Linked DNA regions of Homo sapiens: regions 1 and 2 are each linked to region 3. Evidence: chromatin contacts called from ENCODE Hi-C or POLR2A ChIA-PET data. All regions are on one chromosome and are shown on one strand. Each heading gives the region's core, a stretch centred on a gene start or an enhancer-like site at or near the end of the contact. The rest is flanking DNA. Distances are from core to core; before and after follow the strand shown. Region 1 has its middle 34 kb from the start of OR2AG2. Region 2 holds the start of OR2AG2 (olfactory receptor family 2 subfamily AG member 2). Region 3 holds the start of ZNF215 (zinc finger protein 215).

Region 1 (2,755 bases), core at 255-2,754, 190 kb before region 3:
CACAAGGCTGCAATCCAGGTGTTAACTGAGCTGTATTCTCATGCAGAGGCTTGGCTGGAGAAAAACTGCTTCCAGGCTTATGTGTTGGCAGAATTCAATTCGTTGTGGTTGTTGGACTGAGGTTCCCATTTTTTTGTTGGCTGTCATCCAGGGCTGCTCTCAGCTCCTGGAGGCTGCCTACAGTTCCTTACCACATAGCCATCTCCATAGCTCCTCTCACAACACGATGGCTTACCTTTCAAGGCAACTGGAGAGAGAAGTATCTGCCCTAAGGAAGGACTCAGTCTCTTTTTTAAGGGCTTTACCTAATTAAGTCAGGCCTATTCAAGATAGTCTTCCTTGTGGTTAACTCAAAGTCAGTTTGGGACTTTAATTGCCTCTGAAAAACCCCTTCACCTCTGCCATATTACTCAAAAGAAGAGGAGACATTATATAAGGCACAAATCATGGAGCCTGCCTTATCTGTCTGCCAACTAACAAAACAAAAAAAGTGCTTATCCCAGTGTTTGATCTGAAGTAGGGGCTCAATAAATGTTAACTACTTCAGTCGTTTAATTTTTTGAAAATCCCTGCTGAAACTACAGTGTCCATCCCAGTGGGATGTGGGGCTCAAACATGTAAATTCTCATGGAAGGGAAGGAGGACCTAAATGAGGTTACCACTGTCAAGCCAAGAGAACATCTCATTCTCCTAGAGATTACAGAATTTCTTAGAGTTAATGAAAATATATAGAGAGGAGCCATGACTGAGGACCTAGAAGAGCTAACCCAGAGAATTTATATGGAATGTATGTTCATATTGGGTTTCAGGAATTTTTCACTGTGACAAGTTAAAACACAAAGAGGAACAGAGAGTGGGCAGAAAGAAATTGGAGATTAGGAGGCTTAGCAATTGTAGCTGGGCTATTCAGGACATGGAATTCATTTGGTGCTTTCATCTCTTTCTGTCTGATGAAGGCAAAATTGTTGGGATGATTTCTGGTTAAGATTGGCCAAAGTTTGCTGGGCACGGTGGCTCATGCCTGTAATCCCAGGACATTGGGAGGCTGAGGTGGGAGGATCACTTGAGGCCAGCAGTTCGAAACCAGCCTGGCCAACATGGTGAAACACCATCTCTACTAAAAATACAAAAAATTAGCCGGGGGTGATGGCGGGCATCTGTAATCTCAGCTACTCGGGAGGCTGAGACATGAGAATTGCTTGAACCCAAGGCGGGGAGGTTGCAGTAAGCTGAGATTGCGCCACTGCACACCAGCCTGGGCAACAGAGCGAGACTCAGTCTCAAAAAAAAAAAAAAAGGATTAGTCAAGGAACTGAAGTAACTAGGAAGCTAGCAGGTATAGCAGAAAAAAAGTTAGGAAAAGAAGGGCTGCTTGAATAGGATGAACAAGGCCCAAGCACCAGAGAAACCTGCAGGACTGGGGACGGAAACACAGGAAAGAGAGAAGCTCCTCAGATAGGTCTCTCTCCAATCTCCAGGTGACCACAAAGATTTAAAGTAGAATGGCGGACCAGCCACTAGAGGGAGCATTAATACAGTCTTTTGTATTACTGTGTCAAGTTATGATGAAGATATGGAAGGTGACATTGAAAAACAAAGTAATGATCAAGACAGAGGGCCTGAATTAAGGCCAAGCCTTTTTCCTTTGTACTGTAACTTGAAGTTACATACCACAGCTGCAGCCAGGGAATCTGATTCTATTGGGTAACTTTCAGAAGAATCTTCCCATCTCCTGGTACTTCTACTATGAGTTAATAAGAAATATTGGGCATGGGAATTGCTTTAATGTGGAGACTATCATTATTTTGGTGTAGACTGAAGGTAACAGGAGATGCTGTGTCTCTTTTCTGCTAATGTTTTTGGCAAGTCCTGGGTTTGGTTTGGTTTTGTTCTTTTCTCCAAGAAGGGACATTCTTTCCTCAAGGAGATGAAGGTTGTGACCTAGGGAGGTCTCTCTAGCCTTTGAAATCCTATAGCCGTTGACCACCAAGTGGGTTAGGAGGGAACCAAAAAATAGGATACAAACTGCAGTTGCTTTTTCCTTCTAAGGCTTCTATTAAGCTAGAATTCTCAGAGCTGTCATTTCAAGAGAATAGACCAGGACATGTAGGGAGGTGGGAAGAATTTTCAATGATAATTGTCTCTACTGTACAACCCGGTGCATATTTGGACAAACATTGTGTGGCTCTAGGAGGTGGGGAGTCAATGTAGGTCCCACCACACCATCAGACTCTCCTCACTCTGCACTCCACATGAGTAAGCTCTGTGGGGCACTGTGGAAATGGGTCAGAAGAGAGTTTTCAAGATGACTTTCCCTGATGGGAGCTGGCAGCCTTTTGATATGTACCCAATGAAAAATATGATCCATTAGTAATTTGGGAACATCAGTTTGTATCCTAAAGGACACCACTTTTTTTTGTTTTGTTTTGTTTTTAGATGGAGTTTCACTCTTGTCACCCAGGCTGGAGTGCAATGGCACAATCTTGGCTCACTGCAACCTCTGTCTCTTGGGTTCAAGCGATTCTCCTGCCTCAGCCTCTCAAGTAGCTGGAACTACAGGCATGCACCACCATGCCCAGCTAATTTTTTATATTTTTAGTAGAGATGGGGTTTCACCATGTTGGCCAGGCTGGTCTTGAATGTCTGACCTCAGGTGGCCCACCCACCTTGGCCTCCCAAAGTGCTGAGATTACAGGCGTGAGCCACCGCGCCCAGTCAGGATACCACTTTTGATCATCAGGCAAAACAGAAAAAG
Region 2 (3,184 bases), core at 183-2,682, 150 kb before region 3:
CGCAATGTAGTCTAAGAATTTTCTCCTGCCTTACAAAATCAAAACTATAATTTTAACCTAGGAACCACTGACCCACTGACCGGAAAACCTTATTTGTCTGTTGACAACAAAAACACAAGTCCAAAGTCAATTCTAAGCACTATTTCTGCTAAATATTAGATTTGAAATGCCTTCATTTTTCTTGAATAAAAAGATGAATGGACAGGTAAATAAAAGGAGGAACATAATTAGCTGGGCACATTCTTCTAGCTTCCTGCACCAGATGTTTGGACAGGATTTCAAAGAGAAGAAAAATCAGGGCTTGGGTAAGGTGGTGTAACCAGGACTCAGGATCCTACATACCTACCTCCTCCCTCTGATACGGGACTATTGTTTTCCCTTCTTTCCATTTACTGAGTTCTCTCTGGGGTCATCTAAAGGGAAAGGCCAGAGAACACACACTGGGCCTACAGAGGAAGAGCTTCATTCTGGAAAACTGCTGGTGGTTGCGGGTATTTCAAACCAAGAGAAGTCAGCAGAGGCTGATATTAAGAGGCATTGCTATAGTTTATGGAAAATGGTCAGTCAATTAACAAGGTAGAGCTAAATTTTTGGAAGTATATTTTATAAGTTTTTCTTTTTCATCTCTGCTCAGTATATTTATTTTTTGTATTTACTTCATTTGGCTTTTTGTGTGGCACTGGACTTAGCGCCAAGCAGTCCTGCAGGGGAAAGGCACTTCAGCATATTTTAGATAGTCCTCCTTTGAGGTACTATTCATTTGGGGACTCACATCAAACTACTGGAGGCCAGGAAAATCTAGATGTAACAAAGGTAAGTACTGAGACTTTTACCAGGAGGCCATCATCAGGAATTCTAGGAACTCACGGCTGGCCAATGGCATAGAATTATTTTGGTTGTTCCTACATGTGCAAGATGGGTACATGTACAAGGTTGATAAGATATAGATGGGAGTGAGTGAATCATAAAGCCTGAGGAACTAGAGAATCTGAGAAGGAGAGCAGTGTAAGGTCTTGACCCTGTTTCTCAGGACTTCCAGACTTCCCATATTGCCTTGAAACGGAGACAGAGCCCTTACCTCATATGGGAAGGGGCATAGCTTCCAGGTAAAGAGGTTCAAGAAGCCAAAGAAAGAAAAGTTGCTTCTTCTGGCCAGGATGAATGTAGGTGTGTGTATGGCTGTCTCTAGGATCAGAGATCAAAGGCTCCTCCAGTCACTGGCACTGCAAGTCCTCTCTGGAAGTAGAGATAGATGCAGACAGGCAGCTGAGAACCTAGGGCAGGATCCTGCAGAAGTGAGGAGCTGAATCTCTTCCAAAGTTCTCTCATTCACTGTCCTTGCGAGAAAGTCCTTACTGCTTTGGAATGGTTCTAGCTGAGTTCTTAAGTCCAGGTCCTCAGATTTCATATATTCCCCTCATGCTGTGTTTCATGATAAAAGAGGAGCACAGCAGGAATGTGAGAAAAGAGGTATAAGAAGAGCTGCTTAAAAGAGACCCACCAATGCCCAGCCTTACTGTCTCTGCGCCAACAGTGAGGCCTGTCCTGGGGGAGGGTTCATAGTCTCACCCTCTCAGCTGACATGACCTCCCCTGAAAATATTGCTCCAGGAAATGGGATTTTAATAAATCCCCTTGGGCATGTCTCCTGGCCTGCCATTTCTTCAAACTTTACCACCAAATGAGCTCTGAACCTTGAGGCCTTGTTCTGCCCGCCATGGGCTTGCTGTGTCTCACCACTCATTGGAGTCTAAGATCTTTCTCCTGCCTTACAAAACCAAAACTATAATTTTAACCTAGAAATCACTGACCGGAAAACCAGACAGAGGCTGTTTCTGACAAAATAGATAGTGTCAGTAACCAATCTGAAAAGCAACACCTCCCTGTCCAGCCCTCTGTCCAAAATATAAAGTCTGTCTCATGGGTTCTATAGATGCTGCCACTCACATATCCCTCTTTGTGCCACTAGCCTGGGCTATTACCAACTAGAGGGAGTTAACTATGCTTCTGTTAATATCAGGTCTTCCTTCACTGAGCTTTAATGAGGATCCAGCACTAATTTATTTTTCAGTTCTTTGTTTCTCCTTTCTACTCCCTCTTGTGTGTGTTCATTTGTTCATGGGCCTACATATTCTGTGATCAGTCAGCTGAGCTGCTCAGAGCTTTGGGATGATGACACAGCACCTGCTTGCACTCACTTCTGCTTTTAGTTCAGGCTTTCCCATCTCTCACCCAATTCTGTGCTTAATCTTCCTCATTCTTTAGTATCTCTTTAATCAGCCATTTCACCAGGAAATGCTGAAAATTTCTTCCGGAGTTATCATATCTTTTCTCTTTGAACTTAAAAAAAATAAAAATAAGTTTCCACTTTCTGTTTATATAAAATATATACTCAAAATTATTTCAGAAGTGCAACAGAAGAACTAATATAAAAATCTTTTTATTTTTTAATTATAAAAGGAATGTACTGAAAAGACGGTTTTAAACATGTAAATTATAAGAGCAGCATTATTCACAGTACAATAAAAATTAGAAACGACCTTTATGCCCATCAACAGTGGAATAGATAGATATGCACCAAAGGGTTACTATGTAGGAATCTAAACAAAGGAACCAGAGCATACAACAAAAAAAGCAACTTAGGAAACTAATATTAAGGGAAGCAAGAGACACCTTAGGATTATATATCGTGGTACTTCTTTTGCAGTGTTAAGAACTTAAGTGAAAATAAACTTCCTATAAATATGTGTACATTCAATAAAACTACATATAAATGAAGAAAGAAAATGATGGACATGAAATTTGCGTTAATAGTTATAGTGAAAGGAGGCAGAGAGCTGGACTGCTAAATGTGGTCGAGTCCAAATCTTCTACTACTTGCCACACGACAGCCAATAAGTGGAGAGAAAAGGTGTTGGGGCAAGGAAGACAACTTTATTTCAGAAAGCCAGCAAACTGAGAAGATGGTGGACTAACATCCTAAAGAACTATCTAAAGTTGATTAATTTTTAGGCTCCTTTTATGTTAGAGGGAGGGGGAAAAGGGATGGGGCTAAGACCAGGAGGTGACTGGTGAACACAGATGTCTGGGCATCAGCAAAGGTCTGAGGAGGTGGCAAAACTTCTTTGTTCATGGTCAACTACTTGTCAAGTCCACCTTGTTTCTATAAATCTTTAATCATTGTT
Region 3 (2,832 bases), core at 256-2,755:
AAAGAAAAAAGATAAAAACAAAACAAATAAACCAGCTAAAGAAGTCTGGTCCTTACCAGCCTGGACAACATGGCAAAAATCCATCTCTACAAAAAATAAATTTAAAAAAAAATTAGCCAGGCATGGTGGCAAGCACCTGTAGTTCCAGCTACTTGGGAGGCTGAGATGGGAGAATCACTTGAGCTCAGGGAGGTCCAGGCTGCAGTGAGCTGTCACACCACTGTACTCCAGCCTGGCAGCCTGGGTGACAGAGTGAGACCCAGTCAAAAAAAGAAGAAAGAAAGAAAAGAAGCAAGCAAGCAAGAGAGAAAAAGAAAGAAAGAAAGAAAGAAAGAAGAAAGAAAGGAAAGAAAGAAAGAGAAAGAAAGAAAAGAAAAGAAAAAAGCAAAGAAAATAAGAAATCTGAATAAAGTATTGTGGACTTAATGTATCAATGTTATTTTATTTTTTATTTTTATATTTTATTTTTATTTTCTTAGTTGTAACAAATATACCATAATAATTTAAGAGGGTAATAACAGGGAAAACTAGTTGTGGAGTAGAAGGTAACTCTGTATATTACCTTCTCAATTTTTCCAAAACTGTAAATCCAAAACTGCTCTAAAAAATAAGGTCTATTTAAAAAGAAATAAAAGAAACTATATGGTGTGTCCTTGTTTTTTTGTGTCACTAGCTGTTCAAAGTTGCCATCTTGTTTTACCTTAGTCCACTCCTGGCCTAGATATAAAGCTCTCTCTGGTTTAAGTTCTTTCACTCTGCTCCTACAGCACTGTCCACATGCCTCTAGGCAAGCACTAATCATATTATCATGTACTTAATGCCACCAAGCATTCTCTCCTTTGTGACACACACATCCCTTCCCTCTGTGTCTCCACACCCACCAGATTTCCTCCTACCTCTCAGGCTGATCCTCCTCTCTCTTTTTTGCAGGTCCGCCTTCCTGACTCAACCAATGGTGTTGGTGTTCCCTGGGCCAATTCCAGCCCATTTCCTTCTATTTTCTCTCTTCCTCTCTGTCCCTTTCTCTGCAGTCCTATTCCAATGGATAGCATCAATCACCATCTACCCAGATTGACCCAAATTTTACAGGTCTAGCCCCAGACATCTCTAAATTCCCAAATGCCTACATCCAAATGCCTAATTGACAATGCTTCTCAGATGCCACAAAGTACCTCAGTCTTAACAAGCCAAAACTGAACAACGAACTGCAAGCCCTCTCACTTCCATACAAAACTGAATGAATGAATCTGTGAACCAATAAACCAATAAAGACCATGTAAGAGACAATGTCTTGTCGAAATTGTCATTGTTTTTTGATTCCAGACAAATGGGGTGTGGGGAACAGAAAGGCGATTTGGACTAGTTTCCCCGGACGGGATGAGGCAGCGCCGGAAGTATGACGCTCATTTCTTTAAGCCACTAGAAGCTCACCGTGAGTCCATTCACAGGGCCAGAGTTCCAAGTGTGCGGCGTGGGCGGGGCCTGCAGAAAGGGACGGGGCCTGCAGAAAGGGACGGGGCTGGCAAAGGCCTGGTCTACCTCACCGATCCGGGTCGCGGGGGCTCCTAGGGGGTTCCTTCCACAGCTGGTGCGCGTGCGCAAGAGTGCGTCGAGGTTGTTCCGCGGCAATTTATGAAACTCGGAGCCGGCAGTGAGTTGAGGGTTCGGCGAGGTCAGGGATTCCTAGTTGCAGCGTGATTACCAACGCCAGCTCCCTTCACTGTCCAAGACAGCGATTCCGCGGCTCCTCTGAGAACTGGCGCTTGTGAGTGACTGAACGGGCCACTGGAGAGGAGCGGTGCTCACGGGTATCGTTCTCGTCAGCGGGCGGTGGGGACGCGGGGTCTTGGAATTGGGAATCACGCTTGAGGGCGTCCATGCGGAACGTGCAGCTTACCTCAGCTTGCTTGCAGTTACCCAGTTTCCACGCTGCCCTCCAAGGTCTGTGCCGGAAAACCTGGAGGAGGGCGCGAGCTGACGGGAGGGATGGAAACGTGGGCTGCGGAAGTAAGACAAGCGTTGAGAGCAGCGACAGAGGGCGAGGGGGTGGGCGGCGGGACGGCTGGGGTCAGGATCCAGCTCCGCTAAAGCAAGGATTTAACCACACTCCTGTCGCCTCTTCCACTCTGCAATAGGGGCAGTCTCCAGACGCGCAGAGTGGTTAGTATGTTATGATCAGCTGGTTTGGGAATGGCTGGTATTGATGCCTCATGGAAAAACCAAGCGTGACTGGATCAATCAACTGGGAAAGACAATGGAGTTTTAATTAATTCATATTGCCTTGTTTTCCCAGTCATTCCTGGCCACCTCCCTAAAAGATTAAAACCTCCAAGTATCGTACTTATTTTAAAATAATTCTTTCTCCATTTAACATAAATGACTTCTATTCAGTCACTTATTTGCAAACTGTTTTCTGTTCCTCTTTATCTAAGCTACTCTCGCCAGGTGGTTCTTACCTCAAGCAGCTGTCCTACCTACAACCTGTTTGATTAGAAATAACCCTCTTCACAGACAGTACCTTTTTTCCATAATTAGCAGCTGTTCGAGTTCCTTGCGGCCATAAAACCGTAGAACTGGTGCCACCTGGTTATATTAGTCTAACCATCCACTACAACTTCAGGTCCCTCCGTCACAGTGGTACTGGCTCCGTGTCTTAATCCTGAATCCCACCTTTATATCAGAGGCATCTATTCAGTACTTTAGAGTTTAACTGTTATATTTCCTGGCTTTGTATATTCCAGTGTTCATCATTTGCCACTTAAGCTACTTGCAGTCACGTCACACCTTGGATCTCTATCATCAAAACTATTCCACCTCGGAAATCTTACCTAA

What was found. A loop is a pair of places that touch in the nucleus more often than their neighbours do. ChIA-PET counts read pairs that join two places held with the same protein, here RNA polymerase II (POLR2A). Pooled maps may share reads with other maps.
Region 1: a loop to region 3 is called in a pooled map, with 7 times the contacts of the local background. The contact joins the enhancer-like site here to the promoter of ZNF215 in region 3. A Hi-C loop is called at or near these places in 1 of 168 maps with a recorded cell type or tissue (naive thymus-derived CD4-positive, alpha-beta T cell), 15 of 37 single-sample maps with no recorded cell type and 10 of 50 pooled maps. POLR2A ChIA-PET finds 5 or more read pairs at or near these places in 3 of 52 experiments (H1, OCI-LY7 and activated CD8-positive, alpha-beta T cell).
Region 2: a loop to region 3 is called in a map with no recorded cell type, with 4 times the contacts of the local background. The contact joins the promoter of OR2AG2 here to the promoter of ZNF215 in region 3. A Hi-C loop is called at or near these places in 2 of 37 single-sample maps with no recorded cell type and 3 of 50 pooled maps. POLR2A ChIA-PET finds 5 or more read pairs at or near these places in 1 of 52 experiments (OCI-LY7).

The regions. Positions count from the first base shown.
Region 1 is chr11:6,736,552-6,739,306 of GRCh38, forward strand. No RefSeq gene overlaps it. Among named protein-coding and RNA genes, the nearest start is that of OR2AG2, 34 kb to the right of the region's middle. RefSeq lists enhancers at 1-45, 296-475. Within about 2 kb of position 1,505, at least 2 of the 41 ENCODE cell types and tissues checked have a DNase peak (open chromatin) inside an H3K27ac peak, as active enhancers do.
Region 2 is chr11:6,770,544-6,773,727 of GRCh38, forward strand. It overlaps OR2AG2 (olfactory receptor family 2 subfamily AG member 2), which reads right to left and starts at 1,433. Exons shown (of 2, transcript NM_001004490.2): 1 at 1,079-1,433.
Region 3 is chr11:6,924,921-6,927,752 of GRCh38, forward strand. ZNF215 (zinc finger protein 215) reads left to right here and starts at 1,506. Exons shown (of 7, transcript NM_013250.4): 1 at 1,506-1,765; 2 at 2,742-2,832. LOC107984019 (a long non-coding RNA gene) reads right to left here. Exons shown (of 4, transcript XR_001748112.3): 2 at 897-2,242.